Linked DNA regions of Homo sapiens: region 2 is linked to region 1. The links are chromatin loops, found by intact Hi-C in ENCODE. Cell type or tissue: IMR-90. All regions are shown on one strand. Each heading gives the region's core, and the rest is flanking DNA. Links, peaks and the distances in the headings are about the cores only. Region 1 has its middle 16 kb from the start of ESYT3. Region 2 overlaps CEP70 (centrosomal protein 70).

Region 1 (5,383 bases), core at 107-5,106:
TGTCTGCATAGTAAGAACGTTGGTCTCCACAATCCCTTCTCTTAACCCAGTTACTCCCTTCTATTAATTGCAGGTTTTTAGATAATAACTCTTTCAACCAATTGCCAATCAGAAAATCTTTGAATCCACTTGTGACCCATAAGCCTTCTCCCTTCAAGTTGTCCCACCTTTCCAGACCAAACCAATGCATACCTTACATGTATTGATTGATGTCTTATGTCTCCCTAAAACATATAAAGCCAGGCTGCAGCCTGACCACATTGGGCACATGTTCTCAGGACCTCCTGGGGCTGTATCATGGGCCTTGGTCACTGACATCTGGTTCAGAATAAATCTCTTCAAATATTTTACAGAGTTTGGCTCTTTTCATTGACATGCATCTCTTGAAACTACTTGCTAGGGCCACAAGTAGCTATAAATTAACCTATAACCCACACTCCATAGCTTAACAATGTGTAGCCAATCATTAATCAATGTTATTTCTGTAAGCCCGTGAGAATTCCTGTCATCACCTAATGGGTTCTTTCTGCCCATTATACAGACAAAACCAATTCACTGAGACTATGGAATTGCAATACAGAAAGAATTTAATTGACATGAGTCCAGCCACACAATATGGGAGATGGAGTTATTACTCAAATCAATTCTCTGAACATTTGGAGGCTAGGATTTTTCAAAGATAGTTTGGCAGGCCAGGGAATGGGTGCTGCTGATTGGTTGGGGACGCAATCATCAGGGTGTGGAAAATGGTCTTCGTGCATGCTCAGTCAACTTCTGGGTGGGGGCACAGGACCAGTTGGAGGGTCTAGGTGGAGCTATCATTTGTCAGAAATGCAAAAACCTGAAAAGACATCTCAAAAGGCCAATCTTGGGTTCTACAAGAGTGATGTTATCTGCAGGAGTAACTGGGGAAGTTGCAAATCTCGTCACCTCTAGAATAATGGCTTGTAATTGTTTACGTCTACACCCTACCAGAAGTCAGGTTCCCCTCATCCTTCTAACCTGGTGGTCTTTCATTAGTTTTACCAAGGTGGTTTAGTTTTGGGCAAAGGCTGTTATAATTTAAACTATAAACTAAATGCCTTCCACAGTTAGTTTAGTCCAAGTCCAGGAATGATTAAGGGCAGTTTGGAGGTAAAAGGGAAAAATGGAGGTTGGTTAGGTCAGATCTCTTTCACTGTCATAATTTTCTTACTGTTATAATTTTTGCAAAGGTGGTTTCATTCCTGACAAACAACTTTGTACAGTCCACTCCCTGTCCCCTACTTTGCCTTTAAAACTCCACTTGCAATTGCTGCTAATTGGAGTGTGTATTCAGGGCAACTTGTATCTATGCTTCCATGTTGCAATCCTCAAGCTTGGCCCAAATACACTCTCTACTTATATTAATTTTGCCTCATCTTCTTCCTTTTAGGTCAACATCTTCTTGGGGCCACTGTTCAATCCACTACACTTCTATTTATAGAATCATGACAATTTGGTTGACAGTTTCTGAGAAACATACAAGTTTACTTGTAATTACAAAAAATTAATTTTCCAGCAGCTTCCAGCATCAAGAGAGACTTGTTTACATAATGCACCAGATCCATTTTCACAGGAAATAAGTCTGTCTTTTCTCCCTTACTCTGTGTATGGAGGATCTGGATAGCAATTCTGAGTTCCATGAAGCTCTTTTCTTGGAGGGGAGTGGCAGGGAAGGAAATTAACTCTTCACACTTTCTGCCAAAAGCATATCTGTCCATTCGAGATTGTGAGCTTCCTTAAGTATGGGGCTGTACCTCTCAATCCTCCAGGTACCACACCTGCTCCCATCCCAGGCCTGGTCCTTCCTCAGAGCAAGGGCTCTCAGTGACATTGCATGTGTGTGCATGCATGCGTGTGTGTGTGTGTGTGTGTGTGTGTGTGTACATCTGCATCTCTTCCTCTCCTCTCTATAACAGGATCACCTCAATGTCTCCTCCTTCCTTGGAGGAGAAAAATATTACAGCTGTTGGAAACAAGATAGCTCATGTAACTTGATATTTTGTGGAGACAGCTGTCACAAGTCAGGGTTCTATTTGCTAAGCAACTGTAATGAAAACATTACATATTTTCATCGAGATTAAAAACTAAGACACAATAGCTTTGAGCACCATCATATTGGAAAAATGTGGACCACAACTGTGTCAGGTGGTGCACTACATCACCCACCAACCACACCACTCTTGGAGATGATGAGTTAGACCCACCGGAGTGCTGGAGGGAGAGATTTGGCACCATCTGCAGAGACGAATCCTGCAGCCACAGAAGAAGGGAAGAGGGCAGGCCAGTGGGTCTCATACTTCCCCGCACAGCAGCTTCACCTAGAGGGTGTATTAATGCACAGCTTGCTCGACCCCAACCCAGGGTTTTGGATTCAGTGGGAGTGTGGGGAGAATTTGCATTTCCTGTTAAGTTCCCATGAGATGTGTTGCCCTTGTCCTGGAACAGCACTTTGAGGACCACTGGCCCTAGGTGAGGCTTTGGAAACCGCCCTTTTAATAAGCTCCATCTGTGATCTAAGGCAGCATGCCCTCACACGACATGGCCAATGCTGGTTGCAAGTGAGCAGGCCAGAGCCCAGAGGTCAGGGTTTGGGGTCTCCCAAGGTAGAGGCCATGGTAGGACTGTGTGTGTGTGTATGAAGCCTGTGAAAATGGAGCCAAGAGAGTCTTTCTGAAAGCCCTTCCTGGGAACCCCACAGTCCTTGTGTCTACGTGGAAGGCCGGAAGCAGATGGAGCAGCCAACCCCTAGAAGGCACTGGAGGTCAGCCGGGAGGGGTTTGGGGTGGCTTTCAGCAGGAAGCACCCAGAAAGAGCTGGACCTTCGTTGGGGTAGTTTAGACCCAGCGGGTTCATCAGACAGTTCCTGAGAAGGTTCCTCGGCCTGGTGCTGTGCGAAGCATTTGGCAAATACAAATGGTGAACTTGCGGAGATCCAGACCCTGGGCCCCCAGGGTGCACATTATCTGCATATGGGCAGTCCTAGGGCAGGAAATCCTAGAGAGCTGGGCTGAGAACAGGGGCCAGTGGGTGAAGGAGCCTGACTTCTGATATCCTGCTTTGGAGGAGCTGCTGGTTCTCTCCCAGGCCTCTGGGGAAGCTGGAGGGCTTCCCTACAAATCGTGCGCACAGAGGCAGCTAGAAAGGGCCTGTCCGTTCTGTGATGCTGCCATCTGGTGGACGAGAAGGGCACTGGTCCTGCTTCCCAGGTGTTGGGTTGGCAAGGAAACCTCAACCGGGATAGTATCTACTGCTGCTGCTACTAGAGTAATAATGCTGATAATGCTTAAACATTTTTTTAAAGCAACTGTGAAGGAGCGAGCCCACCTACTATTCTAAGCTCTTTGAATGTGTTAACTCATTTAATCTTCACAACATCTCAAAAGTAAGTAGGATGTCCATTTTTCAGAAGAGGGAACCCAGGCCAATAGAATTGGAATAACTTGCCCAAGGCCACATGGTGAGGAAATGTCCTCTGATCCTTGTCTAGGGTTGGCATGGAATGGATCAGACACATTTGGGTCTGAGTCCTCGCCTTGAAGCTCGGTTTCTTTCTCTGAGAGAATTTTACTGTCCCCAGCAGGATGTAGTGAGGATTCTCAGCATGTACCTTGGCTGCTGTGAGGACCAGCAGGTGCCCCTCACACAAATGTCATGTCAACAGGTACCCCCCCGGGCTGTGCAGCCATCTGGCCCTGCCCAGCACATAGTGAGCCCTCACTCAGAAAGTAGCATTTCAGCTCTTTGCCTAAGAAAAAGAGGCATCACCTATCTCCTTTCCTAATCTTTGATACTATGCCCCTCGCAAAAATGTGTGTTACGTCTGAAGAACTTCCTTGCAGAGGTGGGTGTTACGAAGGGAGAGGCATTAACACTGCTTGAGCTTCAGATGGAGGTTTGGCCTTTACTTGGGAAGACAAGTAAGTTTGGTAGACAATGGCGAGAAAGCCTGGCTGGATATTTCCCAAAGGGAGGGGAGCACCCTACCCCCGTCACCACCACCCAGTGCAGGATGGAGGCACTGTTTTCCTCTTGGCTTCTACCTGGGCATGCTGGCCTGGGCTGGGGGTGGCAGGGGGGTTCGTTGTTGACCTTGACCCAGCAGATTCCGTGGGCTGTGGCACCAGGGTGGTTAGAGAAAATGGGATCTCAGTAGCCCAAGGGGAGAAAGTGAAAGAAAAAGGAGGAGGGTTTGTAGAAGGACTGAGGATACAAAACTCTTGTGAAAATTGGTCGTACAAATTGTATCGTTCTTATCATACCCAATTAAATCAGAGTAGAGAGTCTGGGGGAAAACACACCCAGGGAATATAACGTTGCTCCAAAAATGTAATTCTCTGCAAGCCTGGCTGCCGAAACTGCCTGTTCTCATAAACTGAAACCAGTTTTGTCTAATGGCTACTGAAACAGCCTGCTGTTATTCTAAGACTAGTTTTAACCACTGCCATCACTCACCAATCAGAACTTCCCCGAGACAGGGTCTCACTCTGTCTCCCAGGCTGGAGTGTAGTGGCATGATCATGGCTCACTGTAGCCTCAACCTCCTGGGGCTCAGGTGATCCTCCTACCTCAGCCTCTCAAGTAGCTGGGACTATAGGTGTGCACCACCACATCCAGCTAATTTTTAAATTTTTTGTAGAGATGGAGTTTCACCATGTTGCCCAGGCTGGTCTGGAACTCCTGGGCTCAAGCAATCTGCCGGCCTTGGCCTCCCAAAGTGCTGGGATTACAAGTGTGAGCCAACACATCCAGCCATTTCTCCTTTTTATAAAACCTCTAACCTTCTCTTTGTTCTTCGGAAGTTCTGAAGATCACTGGCCCTGAATTGCAATTCTTGCTTCCCAAATAAAATGTTAAATTTAGAGATTTATCTCTATATTTTTATTTTGACTTTGACAGCCTGAACTTGGGCTGGGAAAGGAGAGAATAGTCAGGCTGAGGGTGTTTGGCTCCACACCCTATCCTTAGGAAATCCATGGTGAACTTAGCATAGGGAAGAGTATTAGTGAGAGGATGAGCAGGGAATTTGGGAATAGCCTCCTCCCCAGCTCATAGCTCTGTAAAGGGAATTCCCCATGTGGCTCAGAATCAGCAAAAAGATTGCATTCCAGCCACAGGCTTTTTGATGAGGTCAGGGTATGTTATTGAAAAAGTGGTGTTGGGACAACTGGCTTAACACAAAGCTAAAACACCCTTCACACCTCACTCCAGAATAAATTTCCAATGAATTAAAGTTAAATTAACAATAGGCTAACCATGACAGAGAAACGACTATGTGCCAGTTATTGTTTCTAAAGCTTTCCATACATTAGTTTACTTAATCTTCAATATAATGGCATGAGGTATAGACAATTCCATTCCC
Region 2 (5,383 bases), core at 247-5,246, 77 kb before region 1:
TGAGGGCTTCATTAGTAGTAGTGTCTCCTAAAAGGAAAAAATTTGCTTAGGACTCATAAGGCAAAATAGAGACCTTATCTAGTTTAAATATAATTACATATGGCTATAAAATTATTTATCTTACTATTAAGAATGATTTTTAAAGTTTTAAAGTGATGTATTCACCAGTGAATTTTTTCTGTATAGCTCATTTGAAAGATTTTTTTTTTTTTTTAAAGAATGGCTCTTTGCTTTTAGAAGAGGAGATGAAGCTTGGTATGAAAATAAGGGAATGAGTCAATGAAAACTTGATAAGAAGAATAAGTGAAAGAAGTATCTAATTAGAATATATAGCCTACTGAACATAAAGGAAGTTTTGTGACCAGTCTTATGTGCAGTGGGGAAGCAAGGGAGACAATGAGTGAGCTTGCTTTAGGCTTGTCCTCATGTTTAAAAAGATCACAGCAAGTGAAAATGTAATTTGAAAGTTAAACTTGAGATGAGGTATGAAACTGTATAAGTGTGTTGTCTGATATCCTGAAGAGCCTGGTTTCATAGAATAATATGATTCTTGCTTTGGGATTGCTATTAACTTAAGCAGTGATGTTCTCATCATTCATAAATATTTGGCACATTAATAAACATATTTTAATAGGGTGTGCTGGTAACACTTATTTCAGAATGCTTCTATAGAAACTTCCTTTCAGATATTATGACACTCAGCATGGTTCATAAAGATCATTTGCTTCAGAAAGCCAGGTTTCTCTGGAGATGAATTCTGTAATTTGGTCAAAGTTGAAGTTCTGGTGTTAAACATTAACATTGGGAAAGTTAAATCTGGCAAACATGACAGTTTTTTTAATTAATAGGTGTCACTAAGCATGTAGGTGCAGGGTGGCATACTGAGTAACAGACATGGAGAGTACCTTTAGTGAGTAAAAAAACAATCCATTCTTTTTCTCATGTAAATGGTGTGATTGACTGAGGAAATTCCCATATCGGCCAAGGTCCTTTGCTGTGAGGTTCATTTGTAAGGCAGGTTTCTCACTTAATGAGAAAACAGGTGTAATTTCAGAATGGGCAGGGGGCGGAGTCAGGGAATACCTTGATCTTGTACCTTACCACAATGTAAGGGAATTGTAAACAAATTCTCTGTTGTAGGTTTGCTTATATTGTTTCTGTTCCCATATCTTGATGCTTTGTTAGTGGGTTCAGACAAGTATTCTGACTGAAGTCGGGAGCTTAAAAGAACTAAATGAATAGTAGGAGAGCATGGGCTATGTGTGTAGGCTAAGTGAAGAGCAACCAAGATCCAGCTACACAATGGAGAGAGTTGGAATCCAAGAAAGCATGCTTTATGTAAGGGAACGCGTTTATTAATGATGGCTTAACAGAATAAGCTAGAAAAAAGTGTGGGTATCTAGAGAACCTGCCATTGTGGCTTACCTTAAGTAGGGCTGGGATCTGGATAATGAGAAAAAGGATTTTGCTCCTTTGGTGGCCAGGAGCTTCAGAGAGTGAATTCTAACTTAGGCTGGTTGGAATAAGATAGTCTTAGGAAGAAAAATCAAATTCAGAAAGAGCCTGTCAAAAAAGAGCCTGGATTGGTTTATCTGGTAAGCTGGACCAGGCTAAGCTCTATAATATATTGTACTTGAGGTTTGTACACTCGATGAGGCTATCTTTTTGATTAGGCAGATAATTGTTTTTTTTGAGACATAGTCTTGCTCTCTGTCACCCAGGCCAGAGTGCAGTGACGCAATCTCAGCTCACTGCAACCTCTGCCTCTGGGGTTCAAGCAATTCTCCTGCCTCAACTTCCCAAGTAGCTGGGATTACAGGTGCCCACTACCACACCCAGCTAATTTTTGTATTTTTAGTAGAGGTGGGTTTTCACCGTGTTGGCCAGGCTGGTCTTAAACTCCTGACCTCAGATGATCTTCCCGTCTCGGCCTCCCAAAGTGCTGGGATTATAGGCATGAGCCACTGCACCCAGCTGGCAGATACCTTTCATCTTAGAGTGATCCACTACTAAGAAATCTTCCCAAGAAAATTAAAGAGGACAAGACTGTTCTATGAGAAGAAATTCCTAAGTCCTCACGTGGAGACCTAGGGAGGAGACGCCTCTACCTGGGATTTCATCATGTAGATGCACCCGTGTAGTGATACAGATCTAATGAGACACTAACATATCACACATGTGGGCAGTTGGATCTGTTAATAAGGACATGCTGCTAATGAAGTTAATACTAGAATCAGAGGGTACTTGTGGGTATGTGGTAACTTATATAAACAGAGCCCCTGTGAAGCATCTGTATCCGAATCAGTGATAATCTATCATCACTATCGGAGAAAAACTTCATGTGCACAAAAGCACCAGTATTATTGCCTTTATGTTTGGGGTTTGCCTTTGCATATAGGTTCTTGTTTCATGTGAGTTTACCACTAGAAAAAGTTACTCTCTTTTATTATTACTGTTTTTGTATTACAGAAATTGATGACTTGGATGCCATTGTACCTGCAGTAAAGAAATTAAAAGTACTTTCATACTGAAAACAAATCAAATCATTTTTACTGTGTAAATTGTATTCTTAACATTTTGTATTTTGTAGGATTGATCTTATTTTGAGACAAGGGTTGTAAAATGTATTTGCTCTCAGAATTCATCCCCTTCTTAGTATTAGGTCATTCTTCATCTGTATAATTTTTATTAACTTTGAGATTCTTATACAGAAAATAGTTGCAAGGGTAAGGTAATTAACTTTAGATCCCTTCATTTCTAAAGCAATTATTGAGTGCTTAAAATTTAAGGTTGTTTTAGAGTGGAGTTTGTGAGTAAAAGAGGAGCCCAGGGAGACAGATTGCAAGTAGTAGGTTGCAATCTTTTAGATTCAGCTTGTAATAATCTTTGAGCCACACCAAAAGGAATGCCAAGGGCTCTCTAAATTTAGCCAGTAGGAAGCTACTGCTCTCCTGGCAAGGATTAATTGGCACATTCTGTTAAGATATCCCTCATGACAGTTGCCCTTTCAAAGCAGGAGGAAGAAAAGGAAGAAAGAAAAACTGTTTCATCATTTCTGTTAGGGTAGGAAATGAATCATAGGGTAAAATGGATGAGTAGATAGAAGTCTCTCATTTAAAAAGTGTCTTTTGCAATCTTGATGTAATGCACTTTTTATAAGGACTTGAGATCTCAAATAAAATTTCTGTAAAGAATTTCCAAACATAAGTGTCCTCAGTGATGCTTGTATATTACTGACAAATAATGAGTCATATTCTCTTCCTAGGCTGAACCTTCCTTGGGCAACTTGTACATCCTTGCTGCATTTTATGTAAGAGTACTTTACTTGCTGCCTTCTGTTTATTCTGTATTCTCAATATGCAGTCACGTTTTCTTAAGGGTCAGCGTTCTGCCTCATACCCATAAGTACAAGTCACTTTGGACTATTCTTCCCCACTTTTATAAGCAGCAGGTCTAGGAAGATTTCTCTGTCATTCTTGTTGGTGGGCATATAGAATATTATAACACATTTCCAGGAAGCAGCATGGTGGAATGGTGAGTAAATGTCAGCAAACAAGCATCCACATCCTTGGTGTTATGACCTTAGGGATCAGACGTAAGATAATAGGCTCCTTCTAGATTTAAAATTCTTTGTCATGATAGCCTGCAGTTACATTTCTAAACACTAACTTACAATTTGTGGAAGACCTTGTGTCTTGAGGGTTGGGTACAAAAAGCATTTGGATATTCAATAATGTAAATACTATGAATTGATTAAATTATTCCAAGAAATTGATGGCAGGGCAAGATGGCAGAATAGAAGCCTACACTATTGATTCCCACTGCAGGAACACCAACTTTTAACAACTATCTACACACAGAAAAGCACCATCACAAGAACCAAAAATCAGGTGAGCAATCACAGTATTGGTTTTAACTTCATATTGCTGAAAGAGGCATTGAAGAGGGTTAGAGAGATAGCTTTGAATCACTGATGCCACCCCTCCCTGACCCCCTGGCAGTGGCTGCACTGTGGGGTCTGAGTCTGTGTGCTTGGGGGAGGGAGAGCACAGCAACTGGGGCACTTCACATTGAACTCAGTGCTGCCTTGTCATAGTGGAGAGTAAAGCCATGCTGGGCTAAGCCAGCGCAAATGCATGGAGGGAGCATTTGGACCAGACCTAGCCAGAGTGGAATTGTCCATTCCAGCTATCAGAACTTGAGTTTCTTGGCAAGCCTTGCCACCGTGGGCCAAAGTGCTCTGGGGTCCTAGGTAAACTTGAAAGGCAGTCTAGGACACAAAGATTACAGTTAATTCCTAGGCATCTCCTAGTGCTGGATGGGCTCAGAGCCGGAGGACTAGGGTGACACATGACTTAGGGAGACACCAGCCAGTGCAGCTAAGGGAGTTCTTGCACCACTCCTCCCCCAACCCCAGGCAGGCAGCAATGAAAGTGACTCCTTGCTTCTGCTTAAGGAAAGGAAAGCAAAGAGTAAAGAGGACTTTGCCTTGCATCTTGGATACCAGCTTAGCCACAGTAGGTTAGGGCACTGGGTAGAGTCGCAAGGCCCCCATTCCAGCCCCTAGCTCATGAACACTTCTAGGCACACCTTGGGTCAATAGGGAAGCCACTGCCTTGAAGGGCAGGACCTTGTTCTGGCAGGATTCATCACCTACTGACTAAAGAGTCCTTGGGCTGTGAATTACTAGCAGCAATACCCAGATAGTATGCTGTGGGCCTTGGGCTCTGAGACATGCTGACTTCAGGTGTGACCTAGCACATTCCCAACTGTGGTGGCTATGATGAAAAACTCCTCTTGTTTGAGAAAAGCAGAGGGAAAAGTAAAGGGGACTTTGTCTTTTCATCTTAGGTACCAGCTCAGCCACAATAGAGCTTTTGGGGTCCCTGAGGCTTTTGGGGTCCCTGAATCCAAGCCTAGTCTCTTGGACAGCATTTCTGGACCCTGCCCTGGGTGCCCACTGCCCTTCAGGGTGAGTCCCAGGCCTGGCAGCATTCACCACAAGCTGGCTGAGGAGCCTTTGGGCTTTAAGTGAACATCGGTGGTGGCCTAGCAGAACCTCCTGTGTGCCAGTGGTAGTGGTGGCCACAGAGAGAAGCCCCTCTGCCAGAGGAAAGGGGAAGGAAGAGCAGGAAGGACTTCATATTGTGATTTGAGTGCCAATTTGGCCACAGTAGAATAGAACATCAGGCAAAATTGTATGGTTTTTGACTCTAATCCCTGGCTCCCAGACAGCATCTCTGTACTTGCCCAGGGCCTGGGGAAACCTGACACCCTGAAGGGAAAGACACAAACTTAGTTGGCTTTGCCACCTGCTGATTGTAGAACTCTAGGGCCTTGAGTGAATGTAGGTGGTGGTCAAGTAGTGGTTATGGTGGGCCGT

Evidence for each region. Peaks named below come from ENCODE experiments on the same cell type or tissue, not always from the same donor. Only the 100,000 strongest peaks of a DNase experiment are listed, where the experiment ranks them.
Region 2: it touches region 1 in a loop (5-fold over the local background); 2 of 110 quality-filtered maps call a loop at or near these places.

The regions. Positions count from the first base shown.
Region 1 is chr3:138,415,520-138,420,902 of GRCh38, reverse strand. No RefSeq gene overlaps it. Among named protein-coding and RNA genes, the nearest start is that of ESYT3, 16 kb to the left of the region's middle. In IMR-90, for the core only: a CTCF peak has its summit at 3,191 (motif pointing left); a DNase peak (open chromatin) is centred at 3,162; H3K27me3 peaks cover 354 bases.
Region 2 is chr3:138,492,163-138,497,545 of GRCh38, reverse strand. CEP70 (centrosomal protein 70) reads left to right here. Exons shown (of 18, transcript NM_024491.4): 18 at 2,470-3,202. The coding sequence ends at 2,531. Among named protein-coding and RNA genes, the nearest start is that of ESYT3, 60 kb to the right of the region's middle. In IMR-90, for the core only: no CTCF peak of the experiment used is centred there; a DNase peak (open chromatin) is centred at 3,195.